2 separate regions of the Homo sapiens genome follow, and region 2 is linked to region 1. The links are chromatin contacts, found by Hi-C or POLR2A ChIA-PET in ENCODE. All regions are on one chromosome and are shown on one strand. Each heading gives the region's core, a stretch centred on a gene start or an enhancer-like site at or near the end of the contact. The rest is flanking DNA. Distances are from core to core; before and after follow the strand shown.

Region 1 (3,320 bases), core at 226-2,725:
CAAAATCAGACGCTCTCCCTTGGGCTAACGCATTTTTCTCCTCAAGATCTAGTCATTAAACACATGTTTAATAAATGCTTACAGTCTTATGGCAGGAATTTAGACCCTTAGATGTCTATTTCTCCCATGACACCAAGCTTACATGGGTAGTGACTGTTACTGATTCATCTTCGTTATCACCAGTGTCAGGTACCATGCCTGCCACTTAAGAGGCATTTACCAGGAGCTGGCTGAACGGCAGCACCAGTGAGTAAGGGGCAGAAGGGACACAGCCCTGGACAGGGGAGCCTGAAAACAACGGTACTTCAGTTTCCTCATTTATATAAGGAAGTTGGGCGAGATAATCTCTTAAATTTATAATAACTCAAGTTTTACTAGACATTGGGAGGCGAGAATGGCTGACTGCTAAAATCAGTGAACCAAACAAATTGTGACTCGGTAGAAACACTGGTACAGTCTTACAGTGGATGTCCATTTGGGGGTAATCTTTTCTCTGAAATAACAGCAACTTTCTGAAACTACATCCCCCAATGCAAAGACAATTGCACACAATTGAATGCCCTCTCGTCGGGCCTCTGCAATTGGAAAAGGCACTTGTGCTTTACTTGAGCTCTAATCCAGAACTCAGGTCCACTGTGAACCTCACTACATGTTTCAGTGCATTCCAAGAGGGTGCTGAGGAGACCTGTGTCTGTAGCCGGGGAGTGAAGGAAGAGTGTAGGGGAAGCAAGATACGAAATCGTGAAAATATGGAGTTGCCTTATTTTTACAACTTAACATCCAAGAATGCAGAGAACTGTAACTCAGAAACAAATTCACATCAACACAAGTCAAACTGAGCACACATTGTCACAACTGAACAGGCAGGAGACACTACTGGCCAGGGCAGTGTACCAGGTTTACGCAACTCTCTGGAATCATTAATTCTACAGATTATCATTTCTAGGCAGGCAAGAAACCTGGCTTATTCTCCTTTATGTCTCCAAAGCCTAGTAGAGTGCTAGCATTCAATAAAGGCTTCGTGAACTGAAATGGGTTAACCTTTACAAAAACCCGACAGGGTGCGTTTATCGTTATCTCCGATTTAACCCCACAGGGAACTGGGGCTCCGACAGCTCAGTGGATCTGCGCACGTTCAGTGAGCCCGAGCTGTGACCTACGCCCGGGATGGTTAACTCCAACCGCCGCCGCGGGCGACCCGCTGCCCTCCGCCGAGCCAGGCCTGCCTGGGACAGGGGTCGTCACCACCGGGAGCGCCCGGCCGCGCTACCTGGACCACACAGTCCGACTGCAGCAGACACGCGCCCAGGTCCTCCTTCAGGCCCGCGCACGCGCCGCCCTGCGGCTTGTCCTCATAATACTTAGGCATGACGGCGCTTCCCCTCCGATGCGGACGCGACTTTCTCCCACCGCAACACTTGCAACCGGGTCGGGAGCGAGCGAGGCCCCAGTCTCAGGGGACCGGAAGCCAGCGGCAACAACTTCCGGCGGGCCGCGGCGGTAGGGCCGAGGACTACGGGGGCCGAGAGGTGGCGCGTCCGCGGCGGAAGTCGGTTCCCGTGACGCGGCGCGCCCCAAGGGCCGGCTCCGTTGAGGGAAGGGAAGCCCGCCCGGTGGCGGCTGGGGTCGGCTGCTGGGAGGAGGTGGTGGGCTGGTTCGGACGTGGGTCGAGGCTGTAGCAGGACTCCAGGTGAGGCCTGAGGACCACTCTGCCCTCCCGCGGCCCGGGCTCGCGCCGGGGGCCATTTAATCCCGACAGCTTGCGGCCTGACGTCGCTGCGGCCTGGCAGTGACCATGTCGGCGTCCGGCCCCTCGGCCGGCGATAGAGTTGCGGCTAAAATGAAAGGACGCCCAGTTACATTTGCATCGTAGATAAAGAAAGAGCATTTAGTATAAGCATGTCCGAAATGTTGCGTGGGATGTAGGCATACTAAAACCTTATTCGTGGCCTGTCTGAAATCCAAATGGAGCTGGGTATTCTGTGTTTTTATTTGCTAAATCTGGCAGCCGTACCCGCGGCCCCGGGCAGGGAGGGAGCAGCTGGGCTCGGCCAGACCCTGCCGGCGTCTGGGGGGCCTGCGAAGTGGAGGGGAGACGGGCAGCCGGGCAGTGGCCGGCGTTCCCCGGAGCTCGGACCGGTTGGATTGGACTCCGACGCTACCGCTCCCTCTGCTGAACTATTCCGGATGTAAAACACTAGGGATCGGAGTTTTTCTTGGTTTTTTAATCTCATTCTAGTGACCGAGAAGCTTGCTGGCAGTGCGCTGATGGATCTGTGTGAATAGGCCATTTATTTGACCTCTTCAGTAACACTGTTCTAACCGGCTGAAACTGCTTTCTTAGGCATTTTCTTAAAAGCTTGGTGGTTAAGAGCACGGAATTTCGAGTCAGATTTCCAATCTTGGCTCTATCACTATCCTCGGAGTCATGGGGCAGTCACATCATCCCTGTCTCTGTAATGGTAGCTGCCCCTGGATAAGTGTTATTAGGTGATTCAGAAGGGTGGGCTGTTGCCCTTGCCTGAGGTTGCAGTCTGCGGTTCCCAAGCCCCAAGACCCGCCTCAGAACTAACTGCATTTGCTTTTGACTCCTGGCCTTTCTCTAGGGTTGGGAAGAACATGGAAAGTGACCTCCCTGCCAAATAACTCAGAAGAGGAGTGTCGGTAGCCAAATGTTTCTTCAGAATACGTGTAAAAGAAATGTTTTTCTTCCATCTAGGAAGATGTTACCGAGTACTTCAGTGAATTCCTTAGTGCAGGGGAACGGAGTCTTGAATTCCAGGGATGCGGCAAGACACACAGCCGGAGCGAAACGCTACAAATATCTGAGAAGGCTTTTCCGCTTTCGGCAAATGGACTTTGAATTTGCTGCCTGGCAGATGCTCTACCTGTTCACATCCCCACAGAGAGTTTACAGAAATTTTCATTATCGAAAACAGACGAAGGACCAGTGGGCCAGAGATGACCCTGCTTTCTTGGTCCTGTTAAGTATCTGGCTCTGTGGTAAGTGTGTTTATCTGAGATAGAATTGAACGCTGAGTGTTTCTGATTAGATTTTTTGTTATAAATGTGTTGTGGGTCAGAATCTGGAAATATTGGAAACTATTTCTCCTTTTTACTGAAGCCTCAAAAAATCTCACAGGAAAGAAAGTTGTAGTCTTGGTTCTACAGGTCCCAAGCAGATGCCAGAGTAAACTGTTACCCTAGGACATTGAAAAGCAGGGGACAAGATTCACTCCATATCTTTTTAAGTACTTGAATCGGTACCCAAATGTCAGCTGACTGTGAATAGGAATATGAAACTGGAAATTGCATTTCAC
Region 2 (3,443 bases), core at 171-2,670, 300 kb after region 1:
ACCTCATGGTTTTTCTGGCCCAGCCCAGCCACTCCGTAGCAGGAGCTGCCAGTACCCTGGAGCTCCTTTCATGTTCAAAGCTGTAACCAGTAGACGGACTGGCTGTCTCAACTGGGAGGCAAGCCACAAGAACAGAAGAGCCTAAATGTGTGGCCTAGAGAGAGCTCCGAGGTCACCCTCAGGTAGGGCATCTCTTCCAGACAATTCCAAAATCTCAGCTGTGGGACAGGAATGGGTCCCACACCGCCTCTCTTGCACATGCCATTCCATGTCAACCCTCCAGCAAAAGTTATTTACCTGGCAAATGCCTGCCCTGTCCCTGCAGTGAGTAGTCTGGCAGGGGAGAGGCTAGCCATCCTTCCTGGCCACACAGCTGGATGGCTCCACAGTTTCTCCCATCCCACAGCCTGTGGATAGCCTGTCGACCCAACAGCTTGGAAGTGAACAGAAAGATTTTATCAGCCCAAACAAAAACCCAAAGCCAAACTCACTCTATTGCTGCAAATGCCTATCAGGCAGATAAACTCCATTAAGGTCTGTCCCCTCCCTTCCCTGGTACAAGCTGCCACTTGCCCTGGACAACAGACCAAGGCTCGGGTTTCCAAGGTGGCTTACAGTCCAATGACCTTCCCCTCTCTGGTGTTGCCTCCATCAGTGGTGCAACGACATTCAGAGTCTACCGAAGGCTGGGACCTACACTTGGGAAGTGGAGTGAGCCTCACAATTTCCACTAAAAGTCCATCTGTACAGAAATAAATTTCATTCATACCTCATCTGTTTTCTCTCAGCCTAGCCAGAGTCCCTATATTTATTTGTATCAGTAAATTTGCACAGCCAGAATAATCCTAAAGGTTCAGAGGTCTACACACGGAAAAAGCCCACTGCCCCAAACTTGTCTTGCCCAGCCCCGTGTTTAAAAGCTTCATGCAAACACTGAGAGTACAGGATGTATAAATGCGTCCTGAGTTTAAGCCTCACACAGTGAATCAGCATCTCAGCAGCTCTGCTTCCTCTGAGACTCTGGGGAGGTTTCTTCAGTGAAAATTCAGAAGAGATTGGCAGAAAGCTGTCAAGCGATTGCTATGTATGGTTTCTCTGCACATCAGGAGATTCATGAGCCCTAGATAGCAACAGCAGATTCTTAACTGTCCCTTATGATATTTGCATTTGATTCCCAGTGCTTCTCAAGGGGAACTTATTTGTTCACAAAATTGCTTTCTTTATTTTGGTTCAACTTGCTTCTGGTTTACACATAAAAACTGCGATGTCACTGCTGTAACTTATAAGAAGGGGTGAGCAGGTTCAGGAAAACCCTTATTACAAATCTGAGAAAGCAGTTATGATTACGAGATAAGGATGCAATCCCAGGGGAGGTTCTAAATGTTTCCATGTAATCTGGACCCAAGCAACCGTCGTCAAACCACTGTTCATGAAATCTGTGGGTGCAAACAAATTGAGCTGTCAGGCTGCAGGACGCGAGCAAACACTGGCCAGGCAAATGGCATTTCCTCCCTCCAGCACATTTCTGCTGCTGACCCGCCTGCTCTAAGGCCCACTGAAACCTGACACCCAGACCAGCTGGCCTCTCCAGGGAACGGGCCTGGCACCAAACGCTCCATCTGTTAGCACACCTCAAGCCACCTGGCCACTTTGCTCTTTTTCCCTGGTTCCCTTACAGGCAGGAGAATCTTGTTCCTCTGCCACCTGTAAACTCACAGAGCCTGTCTCGAGGTACAAAGCCCATAAGTGAGAGTGGCAGAGGGCCAGCAGAGTAGCTACGGAAGCCAACAACAAAAGGAATGGGTAGCGGGGCTTGGGCCGCTTTCAAAAAGGGGAAACTTAATTCTGAAGCAGGAAATGGCTGCATTTTGCCCCGATTCCCACCCCTCCGGATTAGTACATCATGAGTAGTCAGTAACGCCATCTCTCCCACATCGCACTTTCCCTATAACTTGGCACCACTTCCCACCTCGGAAGGATGGCTCTGTCTCCTCCTCCAGCTGCTCCTACCTGCAGGAAGCCGATTTCAGAGACCTCTTACCAAGGGGGCTGTGAGCTGGGATGCACCCTCAGGCAGGACCTCCCACTTCCCCATTGAGAAGAGGAGACTGTCTCACCTCTGAAAACTAAGAAGCTCCTTGAGGCCAGGTGTGGTGGCTCACACCTGTAATCCCAGCACTTTGGGAGGCCAAGGCGGGTGAATCACCTGAGGCCAGGAGTTCGAGACCAGCCTGACCAACGTGGTGAAACCCCGTCTCTACTAAAAATACAAAAAATTAGCTGGGCATGGTGGTGCATGCCTGTAATCCCAGCTACTTGGGAGGCTGAAGCAGGAGAATCACTTGAACCTGGGAGGTGGAGGTTGCAGTGAGCCAAGATCACGTCACTACACTCCAGCCTGGGCAACACAGCAAGACTCTGTCTCAAAATAAATAAATAAATAAATAAATAAATAAATAAATAAATAAATAATGCTCCTTGTTTCCCAGCCACTGTTTTGAGGATCCCCCAAAACCAGAGTCTGCTCTGCTCACAATGACAACCGTTTCTACAAAAGAAGGAGGAGCCTCAAAGCCGAGAGAGTGGGAGTTGGAGTGTTCCCTCCCTCCACACCCACCTGCCATCAGAGCTCAGGGTTGCAGTTCACCAGGCCTAGCTCCATTCACCTGCTGGTGGCCTCGGCCAGGGTTTGCCCTGACAGGGCCCATTTCCTTTTCTGCAAAGTGGAGCCAATAATGTGGTGCCTCCTCTTACGGGTGACAGGAGGATTAAATGAGGCGATGTAAATAAGGTGTTGAGCTCAAGGTTGCAGGGAATTACCACTCAGTAAAAGAGGGGCTGTTCTGGGCTTAGCTTCCAGTGAGTTTGCTGGGCACAGAGAATCAGAAAGATCTAAGACACCTTTATTTTTAAAGGGAGGCTGAGAAGTTGTCAGCAGCACATCCTGGTAGGACAGTGCCAAGCATCGGGGGAGCAGCAGGCACCTGGGTGAGGTGCCGAACTGAGAGGTGAGAGACCCCCACGCCCGTGCTCCTGCTCTCGTCACAGGCACACCCCTCTTCTGCTTTCTGGGCCTCAAGTATCTCGTCCTTAAAAGGGGCATATGAATTCTGGCCCTGCCTCCCTCATAGTGGACGGGGGCTCAAGCGAGACTGCTGGGTGCACACTGGGCCTTGCAAAGAACAGAGGCTACATCAGTGGGAGGGTTTCTCCAGATGTGTGAGACCCTTTGCACAATGCCTCCGGGGCTGGTACCGGCAGAGGGATGTGGACAGGGTCGGAGTCCACAGCACTTAGCAAGGGGCCTCCACATGCCACGGATTACATCAGGCTCCGCAGGGACAAGGCTGAGGGCAGCAAGGTCCCCGCTCTCAGACTCTCACAGTTGAGAATTTCCCACTTCGTGTGCCAGGCCCAGTTGTCATCCAACACGCGTTGTCCAA

Evidence for each region. Hi-C counts contacts between places; a loop is a spot of excess contacts on that map. ChIA-PET counts read pairs that join two places held with the same protein, here RNA polymerase II (POLR2A). Pooled maps may share reads with other maps.
Region 2: a loop to region 1 is called in a pooled map, with 9 times the contacts of the local background. The contact joins the enhancer-like site here to the promoter of COA5 in region 1. A Hi-C loop is called at or near these places in 1 of 50 pooled maps. POLR2A ChIA-PET finds 5 or more read pairs at or near these places in 3 of 52 experiments (HEK293T, MCF 10A and PC-3).

The regions. Positions count from the first base shown.
Region 1 is chr2:98,607,037-98,610,356 of GRCh38, forward strand. It overlaps COA5 (cytochrome c oxidase assembly factor 5), which reads right to left and starts at 1,476. Exons shown (of 3, transcript NM_001008215.3): 1 at 1,271-1,476. The coding sequence starts at 1,369. It overlaps UNC50 (unc-50 inner nuclear membrane RNA binding protein), which reads left to right and starts at 1,553. Exons shown (of 6, transcript NM_014044.7): 1 at 1,553-1,690; 2 at 2,720-3,003. The coding sequence starts at 2,724. RefSeq lists an enhancer at 628-1,617 and a silencer at 1,681-1,780.
Region 2 is chr2:98,908,096-98,911,538 of GRCh38, forward strand. All of the region lies in intron 1 of CRACDL (CRACD like), which reads right to left. Among named protein-coding and RNA genes, the nearest start is that of CRACDL, 26 kb to the right of the region's middle. RefSeq lists an enhancer at 1,565-2,064. Within about 2 kb of position 1,421, at least 10 of the 41 ENCODE cell types and tissues checked have a DNase peak (open chromatin) inside an H3K27ac peak, as active enhancers do; they include PC-3, where a contact is called at or near this core.